Regions from separate parts of the Homo sapiens genome. Here region 2 is linked to region 1. A link is a contact called in ENCODE Hi-C data. All regions are on one chromosome and are shown on one strand. The core of a region is the stretch at or near the end of the contact, and the rest is flanking DNA. Distances in the headings are between cores, read along the strand shown. Region 1 holds the start of ZNF582 (zinc finger protein 582). Region 2 holds the start of ZNF132-DT (ZNF132 divergent transcript).

Region 1 (3,567 bases), core at 368-2,867:
AAAGATGATGACTTTTTGCATCTACCCTCTCCTCTTGAACTCGCAACACTGTCTTGAACCACAAATAAGGTCAAGTAGGATAAATCTACAACTGTCTCCTCAACTGTCCGCTCACAAGTGTGAAATTCAACCATCCTTGCTGAAGTTGTCTTTTAATATCAGTAATCAGCAATAACCAACCTCTGAGCTTTGCTTATATTATTAAATCATTTTATTTGACCCTCAGGACAAAGCTGCAAGCCCAGCATTACATTCTTCCTTTTATGGACAAAAAAAAAAAAACAAAACAAAACCGAGATAGGCACGAAGAAACTAATAAATGGCTGAAATGCTATTTGAATCCACATCTGTCTAATTCTAAAAGTGTGCTTTCCACCACATCACCGCACCTACAAGGAAAATGCAGCCTCTACCCTCTCCTGAAGAATGTGTAAAGAGGCAATATGGTGTGTTTTGGAAAAAGCATCTTTGCAGAAAGAAAGCATTAGCTTCAGTCATATTAGCATCCTTATCCAGCAGCAGTAGCATTATTTTACATATCAGTTACTCCTCCCCAACAACTCAATGAATTAGATGCCACAATCATCCTCACTTTCAAATGTGGAGACCGAGGCACATCTCTAAGACTGGAGTTCAGGCATTCTGGCTCCAGTCTTAGAGATGGTTAAGGGTTCACACTCTTAACCATTTATTACACCATAGAGCTCACCAGGTTTGAGGGAAACAGGATCAAATCAAAAGAGTCACTCAGGACTCCAGTCCTCACTCAAGGACAAACTGTTCCACCTCGGACAGGGAGAGTTTCCGCATTCTGAGACCCAGCATAACAGGTCCTGACCGGCATCTGGCACTCGGACTCCCAATCATACTGGATCACACTGGCTCGGGATGTGTAAAGTCCAGGGCTTCTCACATTTGATGACACCAAAGCCGCCTAAAAACAAGAGAGAATTAACAACTACCTACGGCGGTCTGATATTTGCCCAAGAGATGCCGCCCCATAAAACTCCTTTACATCTTTATAACGTTTTTATTTTGCGTTCTCCTTCATAACCCACATTTAACTCACCATAGATGTAATGTTTAAAATTAGTTACCAGATAAACTCTTACGCTTCCAAACTTTAAGGTTCCTTCGAAACCTTCTGGTAAAACTGTTGTTCCACGGAAATGGGAACGTAACGGATGAGGCAATCTTCCACAGCCGCACACAGTTGTGTATCCACCGCTAAACGGTCCCAGTCATACATTCAACGACCCACGCGGAGTCAGAAGCTACCACCACACACTGTCAAAATCACGCACACACAGTGACGGCCCCTTGCCCACTCGGTCACTCGCCCACAATCTCTCGCTAGAGAATCACACGCAGATAGCACACCCAGCACCACAGACCCCAGGAAGCAACCCAGGGACTCGAACACACGAACAGCACTCCTCCGCGCACTGCGCAGGCACGCCTGCGTCCGGCTCACCCTGAAACATCGCGAGATCCGGCTTCAAGGCCGGGCTGCTGCCTTTACGCCTAAAGACTATGTTTCCCGGAAGACACTGCGGCGCCGGCCCTATCATGGCGCAGCATCGGTGTGCTTTGTGCGTCTGCGCCATCTTCCGGCTGCGCACGGCGAATCCACCGGTACCGTGGTGGAAGCGCGCCCTGGGCTGCCGGGGGCGCGGCCGCGGTGGCACTTGGACCCGAGGAGGCGGCAGGTGAGAGGTTCCGGAGCTTTCCAGGCGCTCTGGGGTCCAGCAGGAGCTGGTGCCCGGGCCGGTTGGGTCTCAGGCCTGAGAAGAACGCAGACGTCTCGCCTCATCGTCGCTCTGTGGCTTTACCGGCGTGAGACTACATTTCCCGCCGGCCCTCGCGGCGTGCGCTTTCTGGCGCCCCCTTTCTGCTTCCAGCCTCATAGCCCAGGTGCATGGACCCCTTAGGTGGGTGCGCAGGGGTCTCCGACCCCCTGAAATTGCGGATGTTTTGCATTCACTGTTATGCGTGCCTTTTTTTTTTTTTAATCTGAGAGGAAATCTTGTTTCATGAGGTTCTCAGAGAGTTACAAGACCCCAGAAGACTTAGAACCGCTAGTTTAGAAAAACTTATACTTGGGAACATTTTATATGTTCAAATTCTATGTCCAGCAATGGGGAAACACTTGAGTGGATCACAGGCCATCCTTTGTAAATAGGATATCGTGCAGTTAATACAAATAATGCTTATAAAAGTGGTCATAATAAGGAAAAGCTGCCTATTACATCATATTAAGCAACATTCATAATTATTTCACTTACACGTTACTTAGAACCAAATGTTTGTAATGCAGTAGGCACCTTATATACTCCTTTACAGAGTACTTCTTGTTTAACAGTGAGCTCAAGAACTGGTTAAATGACAACACTGCGAATACTTGGGTGTTTTTTCTTCCAATTTTTTTGTTTTGTTTTGTTTTTAGCCTGTGTGTTAGTGAGTTTGACTTCTTTTTGCTGAATGTTCTCAAAGGATTCAGTAGTTAATATCTTTGCTTGTCAGTTTTTGATAGTCATTTTTGATAGTCACTTGGCATCCCATTATATGGCTGTGCCAAAAATGATTCAACCTCTTGGCTACTTGTGGACTTGCCTACTTACGTACTAATTTTCAGTTCTCCTATTTAGCAAATATTATTGGACATGCAGCTTTGTGCACTGCTGTGTCTCTATGGAAGGACACATTTATGTGCTGATAATGGAGCACTGGGCGTGCTGTGTGTAATTTGTCTCTTACTGTTCCTTCCAACTCTATCCCATTTGTTGATGCAAGGCATGCTCCATGAAGTGGCATGCACAAAGCCTCAGTTTGGGCTGTAGAGCTTTTTGTATATTTGGCGGTTGGGAAAAGAGCCAGGTAGACTTTCAAAGGTGTTATATTTGCTGCAGGAGAGAGTTAAATGGCCTAGTCCTGGAAAGGCTTTATTCTAGGCTGGGGCTATGCAAATGATGCAGGCCTTCTATGCTCCCTGGCTTGAGGGAAGCCCTCCTTGTCCTTGAGGTAACATGTGGGTCTCAGTCACTAGAACAGCCCTCAGCATCCCTGTCTTAGACTTGCATTTGCAGCAAAACAGAACCACTGGATGTTTAGGGGAAATGGGAGGGAAAGGACCACTGGTTCCCCTTTGCCTTGCAGCAGCTAAAGCTGGTTTCCTGGGGTTGGGTGAGGATCCCTTTGCCTCCCCCTCCTTCTCATTTTCTTGGTGGGCAGAGGGCAAGCAGGTGGGGACTTGTAACTTGGCATTCTAGGAACTGTGAGGCAAGCCTAGCCTCTCATGTTTGCTCTTTCCTCCCCCAGCTCTACCGTCGCAGGACTCTGCCCTTCCCCAAGAGAGGAACCAGAAGGAGGACCTATCAGCCCTTGAAATTCTAAAAGTCATGTCCCTTGTGAGTTTTTAAATCCCATAAATATTTGCTTTCCTTATCTTGAAACTTTCCACCTGGGTTCCATCCAGAAATTTGGTTCTCAGACTTTCCCATTTTAGGGAATAAAAGGACCAGGCAGGAGTCTCCTCTCCCATTGTCCTCTCCCCTCTGACAAATGCCC
Region 2 (3,567 bases), core at 763-3,262, 2.0 Mb before region 1:
GCTCACGCCTGTAATCCCAGCACTTTGGGAGGCCGAGGCGGGTGGATCATGAGGTCAGGAGATCGAGACCATCCTGGCTAACAAGGTGAAACCCCGTCTCTACTAAAAATACAAAAAAAAAAAATTAGCCGGGTGCGGTGGCGGGCGCCTGTAGTCCCAGCTGCTCGGGAGGCTGAGGCAGGAGAATGGCGTGAACCCGGGAAGCGGAGCTTGCAGTGAGCCGAGATTGCGCCACTGCAGTCCGCAGTCCGGCCTGGGCGACAGAGCGAGACTCCGTCTCAAAAAAAAAAAAAAAAAAGAACTGTAACACTCAACACGAGGGTCCGCGGCTTTATTCTTGAAGTCAGCGAGACCAAGAACCCAGAGGAAGGAAACAATTCCGGACACAGCAGGACACTGGCCAGTGCCAGGGCCAGCAGCACCTCCCAGAGGGAACAATGGAAAGGCGGAGGAAAACCTAGATTTCATGTGTAGGGGAAAGAGGAGACACAGTAGCCTTACCTAGTGGGCACTGGAGTACAAAGCTCTGTAGTATCATGTCACTGTAGAAGCCCCCTTGGACCTCACTAAGGAGCCCCACATTCTTGGAAGATGTACTGACCCTGTCCTCAAAGGTCATTAAGCCCTGCAACACCAAGCCAATGGGCAGACAGATGTGATCTAAGCACTGAGCGTGAGCCCTAGCCACTGGTCCTCCAACCTAAAACCCTCCTTCCCAAATCCTATCCTCAGGCCGTTCACTGGGCCAGGCCACCAACATAATGCAGTCTGGACGTCCTGAAGCCACACCAGAATTCTATATATCCAGAGGCCCATTTGACACCTCCACTCACAGGTCTCCAGACAATTCAGACTCTATACCTACAAAATCCATCGCTAATCTTCCATGAAACATCCTCCTCCTGCCAACTGCCAACCTCTATTCTCCACAGGAGGCATCCTAATTCTTCCTAACTACTTGGGATGGTCCTTCACCCCTACTCATGCTTATTCCACTTATCTAAGGTAGCAAAAAATTCCATTAGCTCTATCTTGAAGATCCACTGGGAATCTGATCACTTCTCCCATCCTTCTTGCTTCCGTTCTGGACAGGCCACTATCATAACTGTCTGGAACAATACTGCAATAACCTCCCCCACAGTCTCCCTGCTTCCAGCCCCACTACAACCACCTTCTCCAGTAGTGTGTTCATTCAGCAACCACTGAAATACTTTCCAAATTCTAACTCAGGTCATGTCCATCCCTTTTCTGTTCAACACCTTTCATGGCTCCCAGGCGCCCTCGGTGTGCCAGGAGAGGCAGGACTCCTCTTACGCTCTCCACTCGCTGCCAAGGGGGCATGAGAGCCTGCCTGAACGCTCAGGTCAGGGTCAAGTCCAAGTCTTCGCATATGCAGATCCCTCCTCCTGTACCCTCCACGTCTCAACAAACTGGATTCTGAAATGGTGACCCCCAACCTGTGAACGCTCCACACTGTTCAGTGGGGCCCGCAGAGGACCTGGGGCAGATACTTCTCAATCGGAGACTTAGGACAATGGTGCTGAGTCCAGCGGAGTGGGTGCCAGGAGACCTTTGGCGCACGTTCCATGCCTACAGCCGGGCGCACACTGGGTCAAGACCTCCCAATGCGTAGCTTTTCTTGGCCTCGGCCTCGCGCTCCCTAAAGCCAACATAACGCCAAGGGCGACGACTCCCGAGAGCCGCGGACACCTCCGCGCGGTGCAACCTGAGGGTCCCACTGGGCCGGCTTTATCTAAGGCACAGGGTGGGGAAGGGGGGTGCGGTGTTGTGGGGGGCGAACACTGGGCTCAGGGGCGATATTCGCCGCGGTGGGGGCGCTTGTATGTCAAGAAGGCGGAACTTCCCCGACTCTCGTGCCTTCCTCGCTCCTGTTTCCATGGGCCCAGGGAGCCTCCAAGATTCCGTCCCTCGCCTGACAACGCGGTCCCTTCAGAAGCAGACAAAATCGAGAAATGCCAAAGTGATGGTCCGAGGACGACGACGGAAGTCCCGCTGCCAGGCTGTGATTGGCCAGCGTCTTACACTCCGCCCGGAAGTGCCTGTCTCCTCGGCTGCCAATGGCCAGCCCTGAGGCACCGCGAGGGTCCTTCTGGATAATGTAGTTTGCGTTGCCTGAGCAGCGACGCAATAAACGCCATTCCTCAATCACCTTGGCAACGACCTAGCAGTAGCGTGACGGGCATAGGGAAATAGCGTCATAGACGGCGGGGATCCTTGAGCCAATGAAAGCTCGGACCAGTGGCAAGTCCGAGCTGTCATTGAGAGGCGGGACTTCCGGCGCCGCCATTGCGGTCCTCATTTTGCTGCTGGTGGGTTGGGCTACAGCAGGCCTCTGGAGCCACACCAGGGCACGGGAGTGGGTGCAGGGACCGTCACCGCGCCTTCACACGCACCATAGTGCCCGGCTAATTACTCTGCTTTTATGAGCCAAGGTGTTCCCGAAAGTGGAGCCAGCGCCACGCGTCTCCAGGGTCTCCATACCCAGCCTTCGTCCCTGCGGTGCCCAGAGGCCTTGCGCGCATTTTGCATTTGGGAAGACAGGTCCTGAGTGCGACCGTCACCCAGCGGAAGTGTGAGGGTTCGGCCCAGCGGCAGGGCTAGCCCTGGGCCTCCTGTTATGGCCCTGCCCAGCCCACAGGTTCTAATGGGGTTGCCAGCGTTGCTGATGGGCCCGGCGCAGGTAAGTGGAGTGTGCCCCAGGCCCTCACCCGCTGGGATTCCGGCCCTCAGGATCCTGAAGCCCAGATAGAGGGGATGTTGGTGTCCTGGGACTCTTGATCGTGTCCTGTCCTCACACGTGGGTCCTGGGCCCTGCCCTGGGAGTCACTTACCCTTACCATCCTGAATCCAGGCAAGGGGTTATATCGAGGGATTCCCATTTCTGGAATCCTGTGGAATGAGATCTGGAAGGCTGTCCCAGGGACAGTGACCAGCATGTGTACCTTGTTTAGTGGTGATGAAATGGAAGCATTCTGGGGACTGCCGGTCTCCATTTAGTCTGGTGGAAACAGGGAAGGGAAACCAATAGTTAGGCCTGGAATGGCAGCCTGAGGAGCTGGACCTCTATTCTGATGGTGGTGGGAGCCATGGAAGGTTTGGAGTAGAGGAAGTAGGTGCTCTGACTCCAGTCTTAACAGACGCCCTATGGATGCCTAGTGGGCAGCAGACTGGAGGGATGGTGATGGTGGAGCAGGAAGGCCAGTGAGGAGCTGACAGATGTGGTCCAGATGTGTGCTTTGGGTAGCTGGACAGAGGGGTGCCCGTGGAGGTAGGACAGATGGTTGGCTTCTGAATCTGCCCAAACTGGGCCATGGATTACCTGATGTGGGACAGTGAAAGAAAGTGAAATGTTAAGATTGACCTAAGGCTGAGTGCAGTGGCTCACACTTGTAATCCCAGCACTTTGGGAGGCCAAGGCGGCCAGATCACTTGAGGTCAGGAGTTCAAGACCAGCCTGGCCAACGTGGCGAAACCCCACCTCTACTAAAAATACAGAAAAATTAGCCAGGACATGGTAGTGTGCACCTGTAATCCCAGCAACTTGGG

The links. Hi-C counts contacts between places; a loop is a spot of excess contacts on that map. Pooled maps may share reads with other maps.
Region 2: a pooled map shows a loop between it and region 1 (10-fold over the local background). The contact joins the promoter of ZNF132-DT here to the promoter of ZNF582 in region 1. A Hi-C loop is called at or near these places in 6 of 50 pooled maps.

The regions. Positions count from the first base shown.
Region 1 is chr19:56,391,584-56,395,150 of GRCh38, reverse strand. ZNF582 (zinc finger protein 582) reads left to right here and starts at 1,617. Exons shown (of 5, transcript NM_001320371.4): 1 at 1,617-1,931; 2 at 3,319-3,407. The coding sequence starts at 3,399. ZNF582-DT (ZNF582 divergent transcript) reads right to left here and starts at 1,475. Exons shown (of 2, transcript NR_037160.1): 1 at 1,098-1,475.
Region 2 is chr19:58,438,893-58,442,459 of GRCh38, reverse strand. It overlaps ZNF132-DT (ZNF132 divergent transcript), which reads right to left and starts at 2,012. Exons shown (of 1, transcript NR_186311.1): 1 at 1-2,012. ZNF132 (zinc finger protein 132) reads left to right here and starts at 2,307. Exons shown (of 3, transcript NM_003433.4): 1 at 2,307-2,701. The coding sequence starts at 2,639. It also overlaps a transcript of ZNF324B not described here. RefSeq lists enhancers at 1,110-1,619, 1,769-1,898, 2,131-2,641.